Linked DNA regions of Homo sapiens: region 2 is linked to region 1. The links are chromatin loops, found by intact Hi-C in ENCODE. Cell type or tissue: CD14-positive monocyte. All regions are shown on one strand. Each heading gives the region's core, and the rest is flanking DNA. Links, peaks and the distances in the headings are about the cores only. Region 1 overlaps SEMA4D (semaphorin 4D). Region 2 holds the start of LOC105376137 (a long non-coding RNA gene).

Region 1 (11,443 bases), core at 2,551-7,550:
TGGGCACTGATCCTCAAAGGCAGAAGGGGGTAGGAAGAGGAGGGCCGCACAGAGGGGGTTACGGGTCAGTGCCCACCCGCCATCTCCCAGAACTCGGTCACATGGCCACACCAGGGCAGCTGGCCACACAGGGAGCCTCGCGCCCAGGAGGAGGAGCCAGTGGGTTTGGGGAAGCGCTTGCTGGTCCTACTGGACCACCCGACCCGCCTGTCTCTGTAGGAGCCTCCATTCGTGGGGACGTGGCTTAGTTGCCTGGACAAGCGGAAATACATCCTGCCTGCCGTGGGGTCCTGTGCCTTCTCCTTGGGCCTCAGTAGGCTCCAGGTGGGGGTGGAAGGCCCAGCTCCATGGCCATGGCAGCAGGAAGTGGCTGTTCAGTGGTAAAAAGACTGTGCCGCCTGACCCCATCAGGCTCTCTCACGGTGATCAGCAAATGGAGAAACGGCCAGTACCACGCCCTCCCCCTGTCCTACAGCTGGGGAGGTGCGCTGTGCCTCCACCCTCACCTCCTCTCCCCTGATGACAAGCATGGGGTTTTGCTTTTTATTTTGGTAAATACACATCAGATGAAATTTGCCGTCTTAACCATTTTTCATTGTGCACGTCAGTGGCATTAAGAACATTCACGTTGTTTTGCAGCCATTACCACTGTCTGTCTGCAGGGTGCTTTTCATCTTCCCAAACAGAAGCTTTTTACCTGTGAAATACAAACTCTTCATTTTCCCCTCCTCCAGCCCTGGGCAGCCGCCATTCTGCTTTCTGTTTCTGTCTGGGTACCTCATATGAGTGGAATCACACAGTATTTATCCATTTGTAACTGGCTTATTTCACTTAACATAAAGTCCTCAAGGTTCCTCCCTGCTGTAGCAGGGGTCAGGGTTTTCCAAGGCTACATACTCCTCTGTCGTATGTGAATACCGCATTTTGTGAGTCCCGCATTTTGTGTGTGCGTTCATCCCTTGATGGACACGGTTGCTCCCACCTTCTGGCTTCTGTGAACAGTGCTGCTGTGAACGTGGGTGTGCAGATACCTCAAGTCCTTGCTTTCCATTCCTTGGGCGCACACAGCAGATGCGGTTTGCTCGGCCCTCTCTGAGCCCACCGAGTAGGCTGTGTCTGTATTTTCACCAGGACTCCTTGGGATGCTGAGCTACAGCTAGCGTGGCAGAGGGCAAGGAAGGCACTTAGACAGCTCAGTTGCCTCTGATCACGTCCACCGTCACTCCAACCTGCCCTCGGGGTCTGACGCGCACACACAGCAGCAGAGACAGAGATGGGAGCATGAGAGCTGCCTGCAAGGGGACAATCCTCAGGCCCAGGGAAGGCGGAGACAGGGGGCGTCGAGGGGCAGGAGTGCACAGGACAGGCTTGCTCTCAGCGGGCCTCACTCATGCTGCCAGGTGCCTGGTCAGGCTTTTTTTCTTTGCCTTTAAAAATTTTGTCTTGAAATAATTTTAAATTTACAGAAGAGTTTTGATGATTGCACAGAAGGATCTTGAGCGCCCCCACCTAGCTCCACATGTCCGATGTCTCACATAGCCAGTGTGCATTTATCTGAGCCAAGGTGCTGTCATGGTGCAGTGCGTTACCTGAACCCCAGACCCTGGACCCTCCTACCTCCCGCCCACCACATTCCTGGCTCAGCACCTCAGGTTGCACTGGACACTGCATCTCCTCGGCTTCTGCTCTGTTCCTGCCTCCCTGACCTCAGCACTCCTGGAGAGGAGTAGTCTGGTGTTTTGTGGTGTGTCTGGTGTATTCTTGTGATTATCTTGGGGTCGTGGTTTTAGGGGGAGCACCAAAGAGGGCGCTTTCTGGGGATGGGGCATCTGTATGACTCGCACCAGCGTGATGACCTTGGTCATTCTGTCCAAGTCACCACCGTCTTTTTCCATGTCGAGTGTGTCGGGGCATGTAGTCCACACTGGGGGTGGGGGAGAGTGAGCCCCACCTCCCAGGGGAGTCATGTGGGAAACCCCCACAGTCATTCATGCTTATTTGCAGGGACAGACTTGGAGGCTACAGAAATGCCCTGTTCTCCCACCCACTGACATCCACATCGACCAGTGGGTCCTGCCTGCAGCAGTTACAGCTGGCTGTCCTGACGACCAGTTCCTCCTTCCCTGTCCCCTCTTCCCTTCCACAGTCATCCCTTGGTCTCTGTGTGGCGTCGTTTAGTTTTTACAGCTTAGTTTCATTTGGGCTGCAGCCCAGCCCCATCCGGGAGAAGCGGAAGCTGGGGCTGAGTCTCCCGCAGGGTGCAGGAGGTGGTCTGGATCCCCTTGGGACAGGCCTTGCCCCCCAGAGCCCACCCCACCCTCCACAGCTACCCTCAAGCCTCTCTTTGGGGTGAGGAGTCAGGCGGGCCCCACTTGGCCACCCAGGGCACCCTGCTCTGCACTGCATGGTGTTCACGCCACCTCGCAGGTGCCCCCCGCGGGACCCAACAGGACCAGCTGTCCCTTGGAAGTTACCCAGCTTGGCTTTGCTGCCAGAGAATGTTTCCGCCACCTCCACAAGCCGCGCGATGCCCGAACTGTGATCTGGGATGTCATCCTCAATCCTTCCCACAAACGTGGCTCACACATGGCCTCATCTGCCCAGGTCTCTGCTGCTGCTGCTGCTGTGAGGCCAGCGGCGGGCCAGGTTCCCTCTGCTGTGTATTATCACAGTTTCCATCCTTGGGGGCTTTCCCTTTCTCTCGTGGGTCTGTGTCCGCACAGCTGGATGTGTGGCCTGGGGCTTCCTGTATTGGCATCAGGGCCTGTGATCTTCCAACCACACTCTGAAGTTGACTCCGAGCGTATCCTCTGAGGATGAAGGTCGTGTTTCATCTGACTGTAAACCACTAAGTCATGTGTAAATTTGGGAATCTTGTATTGTTAACCAAAAGGTGTCCCCAGGCTGTTGAGGCAGATGCCCTGGGCAGAGGCTAGAGAGCGCGCTCCACGGGCCACCTCCAGGTCTGTTGCACGCCCCCGAGCTTCAGGTGGGTGCACTGCATGTGGGGCACCCTCCTTCCAGCTGAGTTCCGTTCAAAAGCAGTCAGCAGCCCTGGATGCCTGTGTGCTGGGCACTGCTGGTGCCAGGTGGGCTGATGGGATGGACCTGAAGCTGGTGTCACTGGGAACCAAGTGTCCCAGAAGGTGGGAGAGTCTCACCTGCCCTCTGCTGTGGGTGTGGCTGCTCTGGAGCTCGGAGGTTGACTTCCCGTCTGTGAGCTCTTCCCTTTTACATATAGATAAGTGAAAAGCAAAAGGCATTGTTCCTTTTTTATGTTTTGTATCACGATCTCCTCATCCTTTGCATGTCGTCCGTTTGGCATCCCTGTTATGTTAGGCCTCTGCTGGATCCAGACCCTCACGAGAGGCTCCCCGCCCACAGGTGCTCACATTCTGGCTCGGGGGACGAGGTTGGGCTTCGAGGTGGTGTGCTTCAGCCTCTGGCTGCAGCCCCTTCTCACCTATAGTGAGGCCGGGAAGATGACCGGGAGTGCCAGGCTCATGCATCCTCTGCTGCAGGGAGGAGATCTGGAGGTGGGGACTGAACAGCCTCCCCACTGGCTAAGAGAAACACGTGCAGAGAAGCGCTTTGCTGGAGGGCAGGCACCTGTGGGTGCCCAGACAGGGGAGAGAGGGATTTGGACCTAAGGCCCAGTGAGCCCTGACATAGCACGTGGATTCTGCAGGAAGGTCACAGACCTGCCTTGTTTGCCTCTGGTTCTGAGTACCTCTCCTCCTTACTGCAATGTCCCCTGAAGGTACACTCTGGCTGCTTCCCACACACTGGTGCAGAAGCAGAGGCCATGCTCCTGGATGCCTGCTTGCCTGATGCTAGTTCTTCTCTGTCTCATACACGCAGGGCAACAGGTTTGTCTATGCTGGCTCTAACTCGGGCGTGGTCCAGGCCCCGCTGGCCTTCTGTGGGAAGCACGGCACCTGCGAGGACTGTGTGCTGGCGCGGGACCCCTACTGCGCCTGGAGCCCGCCCACAGCGACCTGCGTGGCTCTGCACCAGACCGAGAGCCCCAGCAGGTATGGGGCGGGATGCGCTGCCTGGGGATGTCCCCCATGTGTGTGGGTGAATAACACGTGCCGGTTGTTTTGCAGGGGTTTGATTCAGGAGATGAGCGGCGATGCTTCTGTGTGCCCGGGTGAGTGACTCCTCGACGTCCCATTTCCTTTGGGAGTGGCGAGGTCTTGTAGCCATTTCACGGTGCTTCAGTTCTGTGGCATTTGTGTGTGTTTTGTTTTTCTTTCTCCACTCGGAACAGAGGTCAAGTGTTCTGTAGCAGACTCGTGGTCTTCTCTGTCTTTTTTTCTTGCCGAAAGAGTACTTGAAGCCACTTAGAGTGTATCTGCTTACTGGGAAGCAGTCTCCTTCCAAAACCATCCTGTTTTCTTTCTGCTTAGCTTGGGGCTCATTAAGCAAAACCTAAGCCTGTTATAAATGGGGAGAAAGGAGCCCATGAGTGATTAATCCTCAGGCAGTGTAAGGGCTGGGGTGGTGTTTCCCCTGGGGCTCCCACCTGGGATTCACCCGCCTGTGGATGTCTGAAATAGCACCACACCCAGAGGGAGGGGTGGCATCAGGCCAGATGCCCCTTCCCCAGCAGCCACCTTCCAGGGTGCTAAAGGCAGACTTGACCCTCAGTTCTGTGTCTTCCTGACCCTGACAAGACAGCTGTCATCAGACTAAGAAAGGTTTAGGCAGCTGGGCATGGTGGTACACGCCTGTAGTCCCAGCTACTAGGGAGGCTGAGGCAGGAGGATTGCTTGTGCCCAGGGGTTCAAGGCTCAGTGAGCTTATCATGCCACTGCACTCCAGCCTGGGGTGACAAAGTGAGACCCAGACTCTAAAAAGAAAACAAAAGCTGGCCGGGCACAGTGGCTCATGCCTGTAATCCCAGCATTTTGGGAGTCTGAGGCAAGAGGATCACTTGAGCTCAGGAGTTCGAGACTACCCTGGGCAACGTGGTGAGACCCTGTCTCTACAAAAAATACAAAAATTAGCCAGGCCTGGAGGTGGTCACCTGTAGTCCCAGCTACTCTGGAGACTGAGGTGGGAAGATCCCTTGAGCTGGGGGGGTTGAAGCTGCAGTGAGCTGTGATTGCACCACTGCACTCCAGCCTGGGCAACAGAGCCAGACCCTGTTTCAAAAAAAAGAAAAAAAAGAAAAGTTTAGGCAGGAGGAGAGTGCTGAGATGCACTGAAAGGCCAGTCTTCCTTGCAGCCATTAGCAGAAGCGTCTCGTGTCTGATTCAAAGAGCTGACACTAGGCACAGAACTGGCCTCTGCTCAGCTTCCCCAGCCTGACGCGTTTTCTTCTGGGACACGGGTGAGAAATGGGATTTCTGCTGCTCAGAGCTGCCTCCAATTTCTTTGTCCCCATGGGCTGTCATCCAGGGCTCATCTTTGCTTTTTGGTCACGCATGTCTTTATCTCCTTAGTTGTTCTGGAAGATTCCATGTTGCTACAGTGGGTGAAACTCTTGCGTCATCTTGTGGGTATTTTAAAGAAGTTGTTAAATAGCAAATGGGGATTGTTGACGCTGTGCACGTTTATTTTGATGTTCCAGATAAAAGTAAAGGAAGTTACCGGCAGCATTTTTTCAAGCACGGTGGCACAGCGGAACTGAAATGCTCCCAAAAATCCAACCTGGCCCGGGTCTTTTGGAAGTTCCAGAATGGCGTGTTGAAGGCCGAGAGCCCCAAGTACGGTCTTATGGGCAGAAAAAACTTGCTCATCTTCAACTTGTCAGAAGGAGACAGTGGGGTGTACCAGTGCCTGTCAGAGGAGAGGGTTAAGAACAAAACGGTCTTCCAAGTGGTCGCCAAGCACGTCCTGGAAGTGAAGGTGGTTCCAAAGCCCGTAGTGGCCCCCACCTTGTCAGTTGTTCAGACAGAAGGTAGTAGGATTGCCACCAAAGTGTTGGTGGCATCCACCCAAGGGTCTTCTCCCCCAACCCCAGCCGTGCAGGCCACCTCCTCCGGGGCCATCACCCTTCCTCCCAAGCCTGCGCCCACCGGCACATCCTGCGAACCAAAGATCGTCATCAACACGGTCCCCCAGCTCCACTCGGAGAAAACCATGTATCTTAAGTCCAGCGACAACCGCCTCCTCATGTCCCTCTTCCTCTTCTTCTTTGTTCTCTTCCTCTGCCTCTTTTTCTACAACTGCTATAAGGGATACCTGCCCAGACAGTGCTTGAAATTCCGCTCGGCCCTACTAATTGGGAAGAAGAAGCCCAAGTCAGATTTCTGTGACCGTGAGCAGAGCCTGAAGGAGACGTTAGTAGAGCCAGGGAGCTTCTCCCAGCAGAATGGGGAGCACCCCAAGCCAGCCCTGGACACCGGCTATGAGACCGAGCAAGACACCATCACCAGCAAAGTCCCCACGGATAGGGAGGACTCACAGAGGATCGACGACCTTTCTGCCAGGGACAAGCCCTTTGACGTCAAGTGTGAGCTGAAGTTCGCTGACTCAGACGCAGATGGAGACTGAGGCCGGCTGTGCATCCCCGCTGGTGCCTCGGCTGCGACGTGTCCAGGCGTGGAGAGTTTTGTGTTTCTCCTGTTCAGTATCCGAGTCTCGTGCAGTGCTGCGTAGGTTAGCCCGCATCGTGCAGACAACCTCAGTCCTCTTGTCTATTTTCTCTTGGGTTGAGCCTGTGACTTGGTTTCTCTTTGTCCTTTTGGAAAAATGACAAGCATTGCATCCCAGTCTTGTGTTCCGAAGTCAGTCGGAGTACTTGAAGAAGGCCCACGGGCGGCACGGAGTTCCTGAGCCCTTTCTGTAGTGGGGGAAAGGTGGCTGGACCTCTGTTGGCTGAGAAGAGCATCCCTTCAGCTTCCCCTCCCCGTAGCAGCCACTAAAAGATTATTTAATTCCAGATTGGAAATGACATTTTAGTTTATCAGATTGGTAACTTATCGCCTGTTGTCCAGATTGGCACGAACCTTTTCTTCCACTTAATTATTTTTTTAGGATTTTGCTTTGATTGTGTTTATGTCATGGGTCATTTTTTTTTAGTTACAGAAGCAGTTGTGTTAATATTTAGAAGAAGATGTATATCTTCCAGATTTTGTTATATATTTGGCATAAAATACGGCTTACGTTGCTTAAGATTCTCAGGGATAAACTTCCTTTTGCTAAATGCATTCTTTCTGCTTTTAGAAATGTAGACATAAACACTCCCCGGAGCCCACTCACCTTTTTTCTTTTTCTTTTTTTTTTTTTAACTTTATTCCTTGAGGGAAGCATTGTTTTTGGAGAGATTTTCTTTCTGTACTTCGTTTTACTTTTCTTTTTTTTTAACTTTTACTCTCTCGAAGAAGAGGACCTTCCCACATCCACGAGGTGGGTTTTGAGCAAGGGAAGGTAGCCTGGATGAGCTGAGTGGAGCCAGGCTGGCCCAGAGCTGAGATGGGAGTGCGGTACAATCTGGAGCCCACAGCTGTCGGTCAGAACCTCCTGTGAGACAGATGGAACCTTCACAAGGGCGCCTTTGGTTCTCTGAACATCTCCTTTCTCTTCTTGCTTCAATTGCTTACCCACTGCCTGCCCAGACTTTCTATCCAGCCTCACTGAGCTGCCCACTACTGGAAGGGAACTGGGCCTCGGTGGCCGGGGCCGCGAGCTGTGACCACAGCACCCTCAAGCATACGGCGCTGTTCCTGCCACTGTCCTGAAGATGTGAATGGGTGGTACGATTTCAACACTGGTTAATTTCACACTCCATCTCCCCGCTTTGTAAATACCCATCGGGAAGAGACTTTTTTTCCATGGTGAAGAGCAATAAACTCTGGATGTTTGTGCGCGTGTGTGGACAGTCTTATCTTCCAGCATGATAGGATTTGACCATTTTGGTGTAAACATTTGTGTTTTATAAGATTTACCTTGTTTTTATTTTTCTACTTTGAATTGTATACATTTGGAAAGTACCCAAATAAATGAGAAGCTTCTATCCTTGATTTGGGGAAGACATTCCTTAGCGGAGGCTGTGCAGCCTCCCGCCCCTGCATGGCCCAGGCGGGACAGCTGGGCTCGCTCTTTTCTGTCCGTTTCCTGCTGTGTTTTGCCCTCTCTGGCCTGTGACGTGCTCCTGGCGACTTCTTCCTCAGTGCCCTCTCTTTTCTGTCCTCTCTGTCTCACAGCCTCGTCTCCTAAGCCCCTCCCTCCTCCTGGCTCCTCTTCCCTGTCCTGTCTGGGCCATGTGGGGGACAGGAGGCTTTCCTCTCCCTGGACCCCCTGGCCAGCCTCGGGTGCGGGGCCCGACAGCAGCTCGAGGGTCTCCTTGCTGCCGCCCTTCCTGAGTGACCAGGCACAGCACGTGCACGCCCTGGGGAACTTCTACCTCTTCTGCCAGGCCACAGGTGAGTTGGGCCCTCTCTGTCCCCTGTGCCCTGTCCATCTGTCTCCTCCCACAGGTGGGGGGCGGGCGGGGGCATCCTCCACATCCCTCCACATGTTCCTTTACCTTCCTTATCTGTCCTGGCTGCGTCCCTCGGGTTGAGCCGTTTCACGCTTTCATTGTGGGTCCATCCCGAGGGAAACTGTAGACAGTGTGAAGCCACTTCTAGTGTACAGGGGTCAACCAGTGTTTTCTGTAAAGGGCTAGATATTTAGGCCTTGTGGGCTGCAGGCTGTGTCACAGCCACTAAGCTCTGCTGTTGTATTGTAAAACCAGCCATAGTCAATACACAACGAGTGGTCAGGGCTGTGTGCCAGTAAAACTTTATTTATAAAAATGCACGGTGGGCCAGATTTGCCCCAAAGGCCCCAGTTTCCCAACCTGTGGTATATAGGATTGCTTCTCCCTTAAAAAAAAAAAAAATTTCAAGAGACAGGGTCTCCCTCTGTCACCAAGGCTGGAGTGCAGTGACACAATCATAGCTCACTGCAGCCCCTGCCTCCTGGGCTTAAGCCATCCTCCTGCCTCAGCCTCCAGAGCCAGAGTGCTTCTATTTCTGCTAACAATTTGGAGGTTGATATACGTGGTATTTGGAAATTTTAAAAAATTAAGAGCTTCCAGAATGGGAGTTGTTTTAATGACTTGCTTCGTGGTATTTAAAAGCGGAAAAGATTGGCGGGCATAATCCCCCTGCTTTGGGAGGCCAAGGCAGGAGGATTGCTTGAAGCCAGGAGTTTCACAGCAGCTTGAGCAACATAGCGAGACCTGATCTCTACCCAAAAATGTGAAAAAAACTAACCAGGCTTGGTGGCACGTGCCTTGAGGATTGTTTGAGCCCAGGAGTTTGAGGTTACAGTAAGGTATGATGGTGCCACTGCACTCCAGCCTAGATCACAGAACAAGACCCTGTCTCAAAAATCATCATCATTATAAAAACAGAAAAGATTGAGAGTCTAGTGTACTCCTCTGGGACCTGGAGGCATTTGCCCTGGATTGGAAAATACTCGGATGGGATATCTGCTCTTGAAAGATAGTAGATGTCCAGAACCACACTTCAAAGATGTATCCTGTGCTTCAGGCAGTGCGTGGTAGCCCTGGTGGCCCCTGTGTTGTCATCTGACTGATCAGTAGATACAGAAAGAAAGGAAGTGGCCTGTTAGAGCCTGCCCCGGGGGAGGGATGAAGTTAATGAAGAGGAAAAGCAAACCCAATTGCTCTCTTTTTAAACATGTTAAACACACTGTCAGTAGCTCCTGAGAGTTTTAAGGTGCTGCCCTCTCCTGTTAAACAAGCTCTGAGAGCCCCAGGTGGCCCATGTCTGCTGAGGCCAGAATGTCCCTTGGCAGCCAGCACTGGACAGGAGAAGCTGCCGGTGAGCATGGAGCACTGTGGAGACGGAGCTTTGCTAGGCTGGCTTGTGTGGTTCCTGCCCTCCACTGGGTGCTACGGACCAAGGCTGTGCTGAGCCCCCTGTGGCCGCTCTCACAGCTGAATGGTGCTCCTCGGCCAGCTAGTTTGCCTTGGTGCAGGCATCCCAGAGGACTTCATGTCTCCATGGAGACTGTGTCCTGTCGCAGCACTGGGGTCCTTCAGGCAGACTCAGGAAGCTCCTCCTCGGTGGGGAGGCTGGGAAGCGGGCGGGTCTCTATGAACTGGCCGTGGACCCAGGGCTCCTTTGCGGGCAGATGCAGGCAGGCTGTATGGTCAGGCAATGTTGGTTGGTTATTTATTTATTTATTTTTGAGGCAGAGTCTTGCTCTGTTGCCCAGGCTGGAGTGCAGTGGCACGATCTTGGCTCACTGCAAGCTTCGCCTCCCAGGATCAAGCGATCCTCCTGCATCAGCCCCCCTAGTAGCTGGGATTACAGGCACACCTCACCATGCCCAGCTAATTTTTGTATTTTTAGTAGAGACAGGGTTTCGCCATCTTGGCCAGGCTGGTCTCAAACTACTGACCTCAGGGGATCCACCTGCCTTGGCCTCCCAAAGTGCTGGGATTACAGGCATGAGCCACCATGCCCGGCTGCTGTTACATTTTTAAATGTGAGGCTCCAGGTGTACCCCCTGTAGCTAGGCAGGCATACACACAAGCCCCTGGGGTCAGCAGGGAATGAAAGATGGGTGCCCAGGGAGAAGGGACATCACTGTTACAGCAACAGAAACCACCCCAGATATTTCAACCACAGGGCATTTAACACAGGGAATTGGTTACAAAGGTGATAGAAGGGCTGGGAACAGTGGGAAGGTGAGGTTTCCATTATCAGCCATGGGCAGGAAGAGTGAAGTGTCAAACACTCAGTCTCACTTGCTGTGCCACCGAGGCTGTGGCCGTGTGATCTGCAGCCTCTCCCTGCCCGCCACACTGCCTTCACTGCTGGAGGTCCTACTTGAAGCCACAAAAATGTTTCTTCCTTCCAACTTCCTGTCTCCTGTCAATGACTCCCATGGCCAGACCTAACAGAAAGCTGGCGGTCACAGATGGATATGGGGAATGTAGCTGTGGGCTTGCAGCAGTGTGGCCAGGAGTAGTGTGTAGAGGGTAGGGGAGCTGAGGGAGGAGGGCAGTCCTTTGCCAGTGCTCAGGATGGACTGAACAGATTGAGAACTGAGGCCCCCAGCCCTCCGCCACCCCCTTTTCACGTGGTCTTTACTTTCTCTCCAGAGGCATTTGGCCCCATCTGGGACATTCTCGTTCACTTGTTCCACTGAGGCCACAGCCTGCGAAGGCTGTGAGACCTCCCCAGGGAGCACCAGCTTAGGAGAGAGTGGCTTCAGCCTTTTCAAGGGTGGGCCGAGGCCAGGGCATCATGGGCATGCCGTGAACTCAGAGGGGCTGTGGCTGTGAATTTCCCGAGTAGGCTCCAGGGTTCTGTTGGGGTCTGTAGATGCTTCCTGCGACAGAGGCCACAGTGTGACTTGCAAGTCCCAGAGACTTTCCTGAGGAGAGTGAGTGCCATTTTCTGCCTTGTGGGCCAGGAATGAGCCATTCCAGGTGAGGCCCAGAGCCTGGAGATTGCAATACAGTGCACTC
Region 2 (11,443 bases), core at 3,107-8,106, 140 kb before region 1:
CCCAATTAAGAGAATGAAAAGTGCGTATGGCAACATACATCCATAACTGCACACACTTATGCACAGATATTTGAATCAGATTATACTAAACCGTATATACTATTGAAGGTATACTAGCTGCTGCTGTAATAACCAAATCCTAGCCTCCACAGCTAAACAAAATAAAAGTTTACCTCTTGTGCGTATCTCCATCCATGTGGGCGCTCCTGTTTGGGTGATTCACCTCCCAGCAGGGATTCCTGGACCCACTCACTGGGCAGCTCCACATCTTCAATGGTGACTCTCTTCAATTCAATGGGCAGATGGCAAAAGAGACTGTGGGAGTCACATCCACTTCTTAATCCTCTGGACCAGAAGTGACACTCACCCCATCCACTCATGTTCCATTGGTGAGAACCAGACACTTGGTCCTCCCTAGATCACAGTCCATGGGTGCTGAGGAATGGGGTCCTGGCTGGGAGCCACTCCCAGCAATAAGTCAATGCTGTAGAATCTTTTGTAGTTAGCTACCCATCCCTTCTATGTTCTGATTCATTTGCCTTTTATTAATTAAAAATATATTCTGGATATATTATGGATAGCCTTTAAGATGGTCACCTCCCCCATGATCCCTGCCTCCTAATATGCACTCCGTTGCATAATATCTTCCCCTGGAACACAGACTTGCTTCTAACCCATAGAAAGTGACAAAGATGATGGGATGTACATGATTATGCTCCATAAGATGATCACATCAGTCTTGTTAGGAGACACACTCCCTAGCTAGCTTGGAGGAAGCAAGTGGCCACATAAAGAGGGCCCCTGTGACAAAGAGTTGAGGGCAGCCTCTGGCCAACAGCCAGCAGGAAATAAGGCCCTCAGTCCCACAGCACACAAGGAACTGAATGTTGCTGACAACTATGTGAGTGAGGAAGCAGGTCCTTCCTCATTCGAGCCTCAAATGTGACTGCAGCCCCAGCCCACACCTTGGTTGTGGAGGACCAGCTAAGCTGTACCTGGACTCCTGACCCACAGAAACCGTGAGACAATAAATGCTGGTTGTTTCAAGTTGCTTAGCTTACAGTTATATTGTTAGCCTTTGATTACTAATTTAGGCATCTTCCCATATCTGGGCATACTTACCTACTTCTCTTTAAAGCTACATGTATCCCAGTGTGGCTGGGCCATGCTGTATTTAACTTGGGACATGCAGATGGCCTTCTTTATTTTCTACCATTGTATACAGCATGCAGGCACATTCGTGGATCTTGCACTCCTGTAAATATAGAAATGACTCATAAATGTTCTCAGCTAATGGGACTGCACCTGTAAAATTGTGACACACCTATTGCCAAATTGTCCCCCAAAAGGAATATCATGGCGATAGGTTGAGTTTTAACCAGAAAAAAATGCTGAGCAGAACATTCCAGTTGGAGGAGAGTGACTGGGCCCCGACAGATGCCTGGAAAGACCCAGGGCCCCTCTGGGAGAAGGAACCACTCAGGCTGCCTCAGAGAGAGAGCAAAGAGGAGGGAAAGGGCCTAAATGGTTTCACTCAGGAGCCCTTGAAAACAGGGTGAGAAGTTGGAAAATAAAAGTGGGGGCTGTGACGGACTGGTGAATGATTTCCTCAAAGTTGGAAAATTAAGAGTTGATGCCTTTGCCCCTCACTCTCACCAGGTGCAGATCCCCGTCCCTGGAGCTGGTAATGAGGGTAGAAGCTCTCCACTGGACCTTCTGATTTGTTTTCCTCTTATGCTCTCTCTGGGGGAATCATCTGGGTATAGGAAAATGAAATTATTGGGTCAAAAATCATATAAACTTTGAGTAGCACATCCATACAAATATATTCAAGGAGTTTCGTGGAAGGCTTTGGAATCTCAAAATTCCAGTTTTTCTTCTTGGTTAAATCCTCCCACGAAGTCAGCCAGTCCTGGGTCGTGGACTTTGAAACTCAGGGCAAACCAGCAGCATTGGAAGCAGGCTCTCTGCTCCTGCCCTTGTGCTTCCTACCCCAGCTGGGTGAGGCGCTGCCTGGGGCTCCGGGCCTGGCTGGTCCTCTTCGCCGTGCGCCCCGCTTTGCCCTCCCCACTGCACAGCCGGAGGACCTGCTGTCTTGCCATCTCTTCCATGTCCTCTCCTCTTCCTCATGATTCGTGAAGTCATGAACACTGAGAAATGGAAGAAATGGTTAAATCTTTGGAACCAACTACTTCCGCTTTTGTCTTTGTCTCCTCAGAAATTACAGATAACAATTCATAAGGCAAATGTGTCATTAAAGGAAATGGCCACAGGAACCCAAACCGCTGTGAACTCAAGTCACCAGTCACACTCACACTGTCTGGGGCTTAATGGCCCCACTTTCCACAGGGACGTTCACACCTAAGCTTTGAAGTCACCTCTCCACCTGGACAAATGGGAAGGCGCCTGTTTGTCCACCACCCTGTGCTGTGGAAGGCGTGTTCAGAGCAGGCCTTCTGAAGAGAGTCATTTTTCAAAAACACAAGCGACAGTTTGCGCCTCCAGCAGCGCTCCTCCTCCAGTCTTCACACCTGCATCCCCTATCTTCTCCACTTTCCGGTGTCTCTCATGGCTTTCTCCTTCCATCTGTCCTTAGCCTTCTTGTCAGTCTCCCTACAGCAGCGAAACCCGGGCTCAGAGGGAAGGCACTGAATTTTAGGAGGCTCCGGCGTTTTCCCCCCAAGGCAAAAAGACAGCCTAGCTTCCTGGATGCATCCCAGCCTTTTGCTGATGTTAAGGGGATTGCTTGAGTCTTCAATATCTTAAAACTTCAGTAGCTGGAGTGGAGATTTTGGGGACACGAGTGGAAAAGCCAAACACACAGCAGCAGCGCATGTCACACATGCAGTCAGAGTTGGATGGTCAGACCCTGAATCCCACTCAAATGAGGCTGTCTTTCTCTAGTGACTCCAGGTAACCATGGAGACATCAGCAACCCAATCAGCCTGAGCTCTTCCATTCCCAGAATGAATCTGACCCTGCCAGAGTCTCCATCAGACCAGGCGGAGCTCATCCAGGCTTTCTCTCAGGGGGCTGCAGCCGAGACTGAGGCCGGGCAGGGCCATCTCAGTGACCTCTTCACTCACAGGTCCAGCCCCAGGCGGTGGGGACAGGACAGCTGAGCCAGCTCCCACTCTCTCTCTCCTATATCTCTCTCCCTCTCTCCTACATCTCTCTCCCTCTGTGTGTCTCTCTTTTCTCTTTGTGTGTGTCTGTCTCTGTCTTTCTCTTTTTCTATCTCTTTCTGTCTCTTTCTGCCTCACTCTGTATCTCTCTGTCTCTTACTCTCACTCTTTCCTTTCTCTGTGTCTCTATCTCTGTTTCTCTCTCTCTCCCCTCTCTCTTCTCTCTCTCCAACTCTGTCTCTCCTTTCTCTCTGTGTGTATCTCTGTTTCCCTGTCTCTCTTCTCTCTCCTCCTCTCTGTCTCTCTCTTCTCCCTCTCTCTGTCTCTCTCTCTCTGGGTCTGTCTGTCTCTCTCTCCTCTGTCTGTCTGTCTGTCTCTTTCTCTCTGGTCTTTCCATGTGGTTTCTCCACTTGGAGTCCTCTGAATTCTGACTTTTTATATGGAGGCTCCCAGAGCAAGTGTTCCAAGGGCATTGGACACAGAAGTGTGGCCTCTTTTATCTGAGCCTCAGAACTCACACAAAGGTCCATCTGGGTTCAAGGACAGGAACACAGGCTGCACTTCTTGGCCAGAGGACTATTAAAGAATTTGCAAACATGTTTTAGAAGCACCACGCTGCCCACCCTCCCAGCGAGCCTGAGGAGTAGTGGGGGTCCCCAGAGAGGAGGTATCTTTCTGAGACCCAAGATGTTGACTGTCCAAAAGCCTCCCTACCCTTTGCTCTTGGCTGACACGGGAAGACCCTCAGCCCAGGATGCAGCCCAGAAGGAAAGGGCAGAATAAGCTGCTTCCCCAAATCCTTCCTTCTAGCACACCTCCCTCTGCAACCCACAGAGCCCAATGGGCCGCTTTCAACCTCCTCCTATCTGTCTGTCTGGGACCTATGTGGAGGTGACACCCTCCAGCTGTCCTTCCTGTCTCTGCTGACAGATGAGATCATCAGTGAAAGGAATGAAAACATGGGCTTAGGTTGGTTGAAAAGGAATAAATATGTCTGTGTAAAGTATCACTTAGGCTGATTTTTGTAAAAATATTTCCATAAAAGTGATTTTGGCAACAAATATGAGAACGCCCATCTCAGAGGGGCTTCAATAATTGTGACACTTACGGATGCCACAGAAGTGGCCTGGACATGGAAAGTCAGAGCTGGCGCCATTGCTCAATGATGTCCTCCAAGCCAGGCATGGCCTGCCCTTCAGTTTTCACTCTCAGCACAAGAGCTTTAGGGCCATACACTGCTTACCTCCTGGTTACAAAATAGCTATGAGAGCTCCAGGCATCACGTGAGCATCCCAAACCAGAAGGAAGCCATAGGGAAAAAGACCTGGAGGCTTCAGCTGACTTCTGTTTACCTCTCCACGTGCAGAATAGGGTTCTGTGCCACCCCATAACAATCGGTAGCAAAGGGAAGGGGGTTGCTACAGCTAAATAGCTTAAACCAAAGGGACTGCAGGACGCCTAGTTTCTCTGAGATCAAGGGCTCTTTGCCTGCAACTTTAATGCAAAATTGGATTCTTTTGGCAGGAAAGGAAATGAGGAAATTCCATTAAATAGGAAAAGGACAGTGTCTTCCATGAGTATAATCAGGGGATTCCAGATGTTAGACTGGCTTCCTATTTCAGGCAAGGTCTGTGTTTGGAATTCTAAATAAAGTCAAGTCACAATTATCTCTGGAATTAGACAAAGAAAGAGCATGAATAAATGACCAGTAAAGCTAATTGTACCCCAACATTCCAACCCCTTATCCCATTATTCCATTGGCATCCCCATCTCTTATTATATATTTTTTTGAAATCTAATAACAAAGAAAAATGATCTGATGAATATCTACCCAGGAGCTACTCAACAGAATCCTGCTGAGTCACTGACCACCTCCATGTCCTCACCTGCTATCATGCTAGAGTGAGGATGATCAGGTGGATGGACCCAAGGCCAGCAGCAGGACAAGGAGTGAGCCAGCCAGGGCCTGAGTGATTGACTAGCTACGCTAAGAGCTCCAGCAGTTCAGGGAAGTAGTTCCAGTCACTGCAGGTGGTCAAAAATTTTCCTCACTGAGTCTACGAGTTTCACAGGTCTTGGATTTCTTTTGACATTGGGGAGAATTGCACATCATCCATAGGCTGCAGACTTTCTTCCTTTCCTTGCGTGACCATCCTGTGAAAGCTTGCTGGCCTGCACTTGTGTTTCACAGCACTTCTCAGATGGCCCTGTGGTGAGGTATTTGTGTCCATGCCCTGCTAAACGCTGAGCCCCTGGGAAGGGCCTGCACACATCAGTGTGCTCCACACACTGGACATGAATGGGACACACGTCTACCCCTCTGAAGCTGCTCCGTTAACTGGCTCGAAGCCTGCAGACTTTGTTTCCAAGCCATAGGGTTTTACTCCTGGTGCAGGATGAGTAGTTCTTGCAGGCCTCTGACTCTTCTACAAAGAGGAAGTGCCTAAGCTGGGGCAAAGGCAAACCACTTCCTGCACCTGAAAAGCACTGCCACGAAACAGCACTGAGGTCACCGGAGAAGTCACCAAGTCTAAAACACTCTTTTCTGCTCCCACCCTGTAAACGTCTCCATGATTCCTGCCACTCCCCTCCTCTCTCTCTGACCCCTTCAACCCTACGACTCAACAAAGACTACTGAGTGCCTGCCATGCATAAGACACTGAATTCAGTCTGAGCAGGAGGCAGGCCAGGGTGAGAAACACCCGCCTGTCTCCCGTGGGCCACACCCCCTGCAGACTGAGGCATCACTTTGGGCTCAGTCTCAGCCACTTTTTACTTGAAAATGTTATTTTCCAGATCGTTGTTCCTTTTATCTCCAGTAGTTAGAATCATGGAACATCTTTCAGCCAAAATATTGGACACCTCAGCAACACATCCAGAATTTCTATAAGTTTTTTTTTTTTTTTTTTTGAGATGGAGTCTTGCTCTGTCACCGAGGCTGGAGTGCAACAGCATGATTACAGCTCACCGCAACCTCTGCCTCCCAGGTTCAAGTGATTCTCCTGCACCAGCCTCCCGAGTAGCTGGGATTACAGGCATGCACCACCACACCCAGCTAATTTTGTATTTCAGTAGAGATGGGATTTCACCAGGTTGGTCAGGCTGGCCTCGAGTTCCTGACCTCAGGTGATCCACCTGCCTCGGTCTCCCAAAGTGCTGCGATTACAGGCGTGAGCCATCGCACCCAGCCTATAATTTTCTTTTTTATAATTTCTATTTCTTCATTGATATCCTCCATTCAGTGAAACAGTATTTTATACTTTGCTTTGGTTCTTTAAACATATATATATATATATATATATATAGTTTTTTGGGTTTTTTTTGTTTGTTTTTTGAGATAGGGTCTTGCTCTGTCACCCAGGCTAGAGTGCTGTGGTGCAATCATAGCTCACTGCAGCCTCAAAGTCTTGGGTGCAAGCAATCACAAAATTCAGGGCCTGCCTCAGCCTCCTGAGTAGCTGGGACTACCGCCACACACCATGCCTGGCTCATTTTTAAGTATTTTGTAGAGATGGGGTCTCTTGAACTCCCAGGCTCAAGCAATCCTCCTGACTCAGCCTCCCAAAGTGCTGGGATTACAGTAAACATATTTTAAATAGCTGACCTAAAATCTTTGTCTAGTAAGTTTGGCCAATACCTGGGCTTCCCCAGGAACAGTTTCTACTGTCTGCTTTTTCCCCTGCATCTGACAACAGTCATCCTTTCTTGTTTCTTTGCATATTTTTTTTTTTTTGAGACGGAGTCTCGCCCTGTCACCCAGGCTGGAGTGTAGTGGCCTGATCTCAGCTGACTGCAAGCTCTACCTCCCAGGTTCACGCCATTCTCCTGCCTCAGCCTCCCTAGTAGCTGGGACTACAGGTGCCTGCCACCATGCCTGGCTAATTTTTTGTATTTTTAGTAGAGACGGGGTTTCACCGTGTTAGCCAGGATGGTCTCGATCTCCTGACCTCATGATCTGCCTGCCTCAGCCTCCCAAAGTGCTGAGATTACAGGCGTGAGCCACCGCGCCCAGCCTCTTTGCATATTTCTTAACTTTTTGCTGAAAACTGGCATTTTAAATAATGAAACGTGACAACTTTGGAAATCAGATTCTCCCCACTACCCAGGGTTTGTTGTTGTTGTTGTTGTTATTTGTTCAGAGACCTTTCTGAGTTAGTTGTGTGAAGCCTGCACTCTTTGTCATGTGTGGCCACTGAAGTTTCTCCTCAGTTAGCACAGTAGTCAGCTAGCAATTGGACAGAGATTTCCTTAAATGCCTGTATGATGGTTAATTTTCAGTAACAACTTGACCAGGCTAAGGGATGCCCAAAAAGCTGGTAAAACCTTATTTCTGGGTGTGTCTATGAGAACGTTTCCAGGAGAAATTCGCATTTGAATCAGTAGACTGAGTAAAGAAGTTCAACCTTGCGGTGGTTTAAATGTGTCCCCCCAAAAAGCATATGTTAGACATTTAAGCCCCAGTGCACCCCAGTGTTGACAGGTGGGATTTTTACAGGGTGATTAGGCCATGAGGGCTCTGTTCTCATGGATGGATTAATTTGGTTATCATAGGAGTGGGGTCCTGACAAAAGGATTCTCTCTCTTGCCTGCTCTTGCCATTCTGTGCTCTGGCACGGGATGACACAGCAGGAAAACCCTCACCAGAGGTGGGCCCCTTGATCCTGAACCTCCCAGTCTCCAGAACGGTAGAAAGTAAATGTCTGTTCTTTATTAATTACTCAATTGCAGGTATTCTGTTGTATAGCAACACAAAACAGACTAAGACAAGCCTTCATCAATGTGTGTGGGCACCATCTAATCCACTGACGGTGATTTTTGTCCAGATAGAACAAAAAAGCGAGGAAGGGTAAATTTGCTCCCTCTGCATGAGCTGAGACATCTATTTCTTCCTGCCTGCGAACATCAGCACTCCCAGTTTTTGGAGCTATGGAATTGGAGTGGGACTGACAGCACTGGCTCCCTGGGTTCTCAGGCCTCTGGATTTGGACTGAATGATGCTGTGGAATTACACCACTGGCTGGCTCTCCAGCTTGCAGACAAGTAGATCATGGAACTTTTTAGCTTCCATAATTGGGTGAAACAATCCATCATATATCTATCTATCTATCTATCTATCTATCTATCTATCTATCTATCTATCTATCTATCCTATTGGTTCTATTTCTCTGGAAAATCCTGACTAATGCAGCCTGAAGCCAGTATGTCCCCTGATCTTTGCAACAGGGCTCTGTGTATGTGTGTCTGGCATGCCTTCAACATTCAGTCAGCCAGTTAATTGCCAACTCTGCTTTGGCCTTCACTTCCTGCTGGCACAGGGCCTCAAGGTCAGCCAGAGGTGACAGCTCTGGGCCTTCTTAGGTCTTTCCTGAGCCTGCGCACACCTCTGAGCATGGGCACAGCCTTATGCATGCACTGCAAATCACCCCAAGCTAGTAGCTTAAGACAACACCATTGTATCATATGACATTTCACAATTGTAGGGTCAGGAATGTGAGGAGGACTAAGCTGTGTGAGTTGCTGTATAGGGTGTTTCATGTGGTGATAGTCAGATATCAGTGGGGCTGGAGTCATCAGAAGGCTTGACTGGGCCAGCCATCCGGTGACTCACCCACCTGGATGGACACTGATGCTGGCTGCCAGCTGGTAGCCCGGGGTTGTTGAATGGATCCTCTCCATGTAGCCTTTTGCTGCAGCCTGGGCTTCCCATGGCATGGTGGGCTGAGGAGGCTCAGGCTTCTTATTTGGTGGCTCAGATCTCCAAGAATGAGGGCTTCAGCAAGCCCCGCAGGAGGGAGCTGTCAGCCTTTGATGACCTGGCCTTTGAAGTCACAGGCACCATTTGGTTGTACTCTTTGTTGGTTGGTACTCTTGGTTAAAGCAGTCTGAAAACCTCCTTTTGCTTCTCATGCCACCCTGGGGGCTTTCCTGGGACATGCCCCGGCTGCATGAGGACTGAACCATCAGCTCGTGAGAAGTGAAGATTTTAGTCCAGGAGGGCAGGGCCTTCTAGAGTTTGCTTCTTGACCTGTTGCAGACACACAGTTGAGCCCTCCCAGATCTGGTGAAGGGAACAAAACTCACTCCCTGCCCAAGTTCCTGTTCTGGCCTAGTTTCTCTGCATCCCTGAGGCTACAGTTTCCAAGAAGGCCAATTCTTTCCAAAACCAGACTCAAGGCTGCATTTAACACCAAGGGCTTTCAGTTATTTCTGTGCATCTGACAATCTGGAGACCCCTTCCTTCCCCCTCCCCAGAAAGGAATCGGGTTAAGATTTGCCAAGACTCAACAAAGCACAAAAAGGAAGTGATCTCTCTGTGAAAGGTCTCACTCAGGTGCTGGGCTGTACCATCTCCCAGCTCCAGGCCCACCCTCATGTACAGACAATCAGGGGTGGGAGAGTGGCTGTGCCTCGCACTAAGGACAGATGTGCTAGGGCCTCACCTGTCACCCTCCTGGCAGGGGTCACCAGGCTTTCTTGAAGTCTCCTCAAGCTGAGATTCACACTCATTTTCCAAAGGTCTAGCAGCAGATATGCAAAGATCAACTACGTGCTTGTCAGGAACAGGTAGCATTTTCTGCTGTCAAGGGCAAAAAGATACTATCCCGAGGGCTGGTATCCCAGGAGGCAGAGGATCCAAGATACAGCCATCTCTCCTTCCTCCAAGCCTGTGCTGTGTGTTGCGCCCTTACCCGGATGGCATGGAGGCAGTCTCTGACCTCCCCTACCCTCCCTGCCCCTCTTCACATTTCCTTCCCAGGCACCCGACCACAGGCATGGAGGCTAAAGGCCCTTGATGGACATCAGTGAGCCTTCAGCACCTTGAACACAGTCCGTTATCATAGTGATGCATCTGCAGCCCCTCTGGGGTGTCAAGGGCACTGGGGCCACAGACAGCAGCCCTGCAAGGTGTGTAGGCTGCTGTTCCTGCCCAGGACAAAGAGACAGCCTCCAGGCCCCCAACCTTCTGTTCATGGAGATGATCTACTTTGCTTGTTTTAGATGTTGGGACGCACATGTTTTGTTTGTTAAAAAAAAAAAAAAAAAAAAAAAAGCCTGGCTAAAAAAGGCTTAAAGACACATATGTGGCCCATAAGCGTATGAAAAGATGCTCAATATCACTAATCATTAAGAAAATGCATATCAAAAACCACAATGAGATACCATCTCACACCAGTCACAATGGTTATTATTAAAAAGTCAGAAAATAACAGATACTGGTGAGGTTGTGGAGAAAAGGAAAGGCTTACACACTGCTGTTAGGAATGTAGATTAGTTTGGCCACTGTGGAAAGCAGTCTGGTGCATTCTCAAAGAACCTACAATAGAAGTATCATTTGACCCGGCAATTCCGTTACCCAAAGAACCATAAATGATTCTGCCATGAAGACACATGCACCTGTATGTTCACTGCAGCACTCTTCACAATAACAAAGACATGGAATCGACCCAGATACTCATCAGTGGTGGACTGGATAAAGCAAATGTGGCACATACACATAATGCTACACAGCTATTAAAAAAAAACAACAACAACGAGATCATGGCTTTTGCAGCAACATGGATAGAACTGGAGGCCATCATCCTAAGTGAATTAACACAAGAAGAGAAAATCAAATACCACTTGTTCTCACTTATAAGCAGGGGCAGGTGCATCAGCTCACACCTGTAATACCAGCATTTCCATAGGCCAAGGTGGGCAGATGGCTTGAGCTCAGAAGTTCAAGACCAGCCTGGGCAACATGGAAAAATGCTATCTCTACAAAAATTATGAAAATTAACCAGGCTGGATGGCCTGTTCCTGTAGTTCTAGTAACTTGGGAAGCTGCAGTGGGAGGATGGCTCGAACCTGGGAGGTGGAGGTTACAGTGAGTCGAGATTGTGCCACTGCATTTCAGCCTGGGCAACAGAGCCAGACCCTGTCTAAATAAATAAATAAATAAATAAATAAATAAATAAATGGAAGATAAACGTTGAGTACACATGGACACAAAGAAGGGAACAATAGACACTGGGACCTATTTGAGGGTGGAGGGTGGAAGGAGGTTGAGGGCTGAAAAACTACCTATCCTATACTATGCTTATTACCTGGGTGGCAAAATAATCTATACACCAAACCCTCATGACATGTAATTCACCCATATCGCAAACTCACGCATGTGCCCCCTGAACCTAAAATAAAAATCGGAAAGAAATAAGTTAAATTAAAACTTTTTTTAAAAAAATCAAATTAAAAATTTTAAAAAATAAAAGGAAAATATGTCCCAGATAACAAGCATGCATCCTAGTGGACCCCCAGGGGCACGATTCCTTAACCAAGGC

What was found. Peaks named below come from ENCODE experiments on the same cell type or tissue, not always from the same donor. Only the 100,000 strongest peaks of a DNase experiment are listed, where the experiment ranks them.
Region 2: it touches region 1 in a loop (2.0-fold over the local background); 3 of 110 quality-filtered maps call a loop at or near these places.

Annotation. Positions count from the first base shown.
Region 1 is chr9:89,373,765-89,385,207 of GRCh38, reverse strand. SEMA4D (semaphorin 4D) reads left to right here. Exons shown (of 16, transcript NM_001371194.2): 14 at 3,862-4,034; 15 at 4,110-4,153; 16 at 5,579-7,973. The coding sequence ends at 6,504. Among named protein-coding and RNA genes, the nearest start is that of SECISBP2, 61 kb to the right of the region's middle. RefSeq lists an enhancer at 9,173-9,282 and a silencer at 9,753-9,812. In CD14-positive monocyte, for the core only: a CTCF peak has its summit at 5,501; a DNase peak (open chromatin) is centred at 5,487; H3K4me3 peaks cover 913 bases; H3K27ac peaks cover 3,586 bases.
Region 2 is chr9:89,516,704-89,528,146 of GRCh38, reverse strand. It overlaps LOC105376137 (a long non-coding RNA gene), which reads right to left and starts at 4,050. Exons shown (of 3, transcript XR_930102.3): 1 at 1,657-4,050; 2 at 1,123-1,255; 3 at 1-315. RefSeq lists enhancers at 5,017-5,126, 5,267-5,346. In CD14-positive monocyte, for the core only: no CTCF peak of the experiment used is centred there; DNase peaks (open chromatin) are centred at 3,996, 5,166 and 5,596; H3K4me3 peaks cover 1,650 bases; H3K27ac peaks cover 3,197 bases.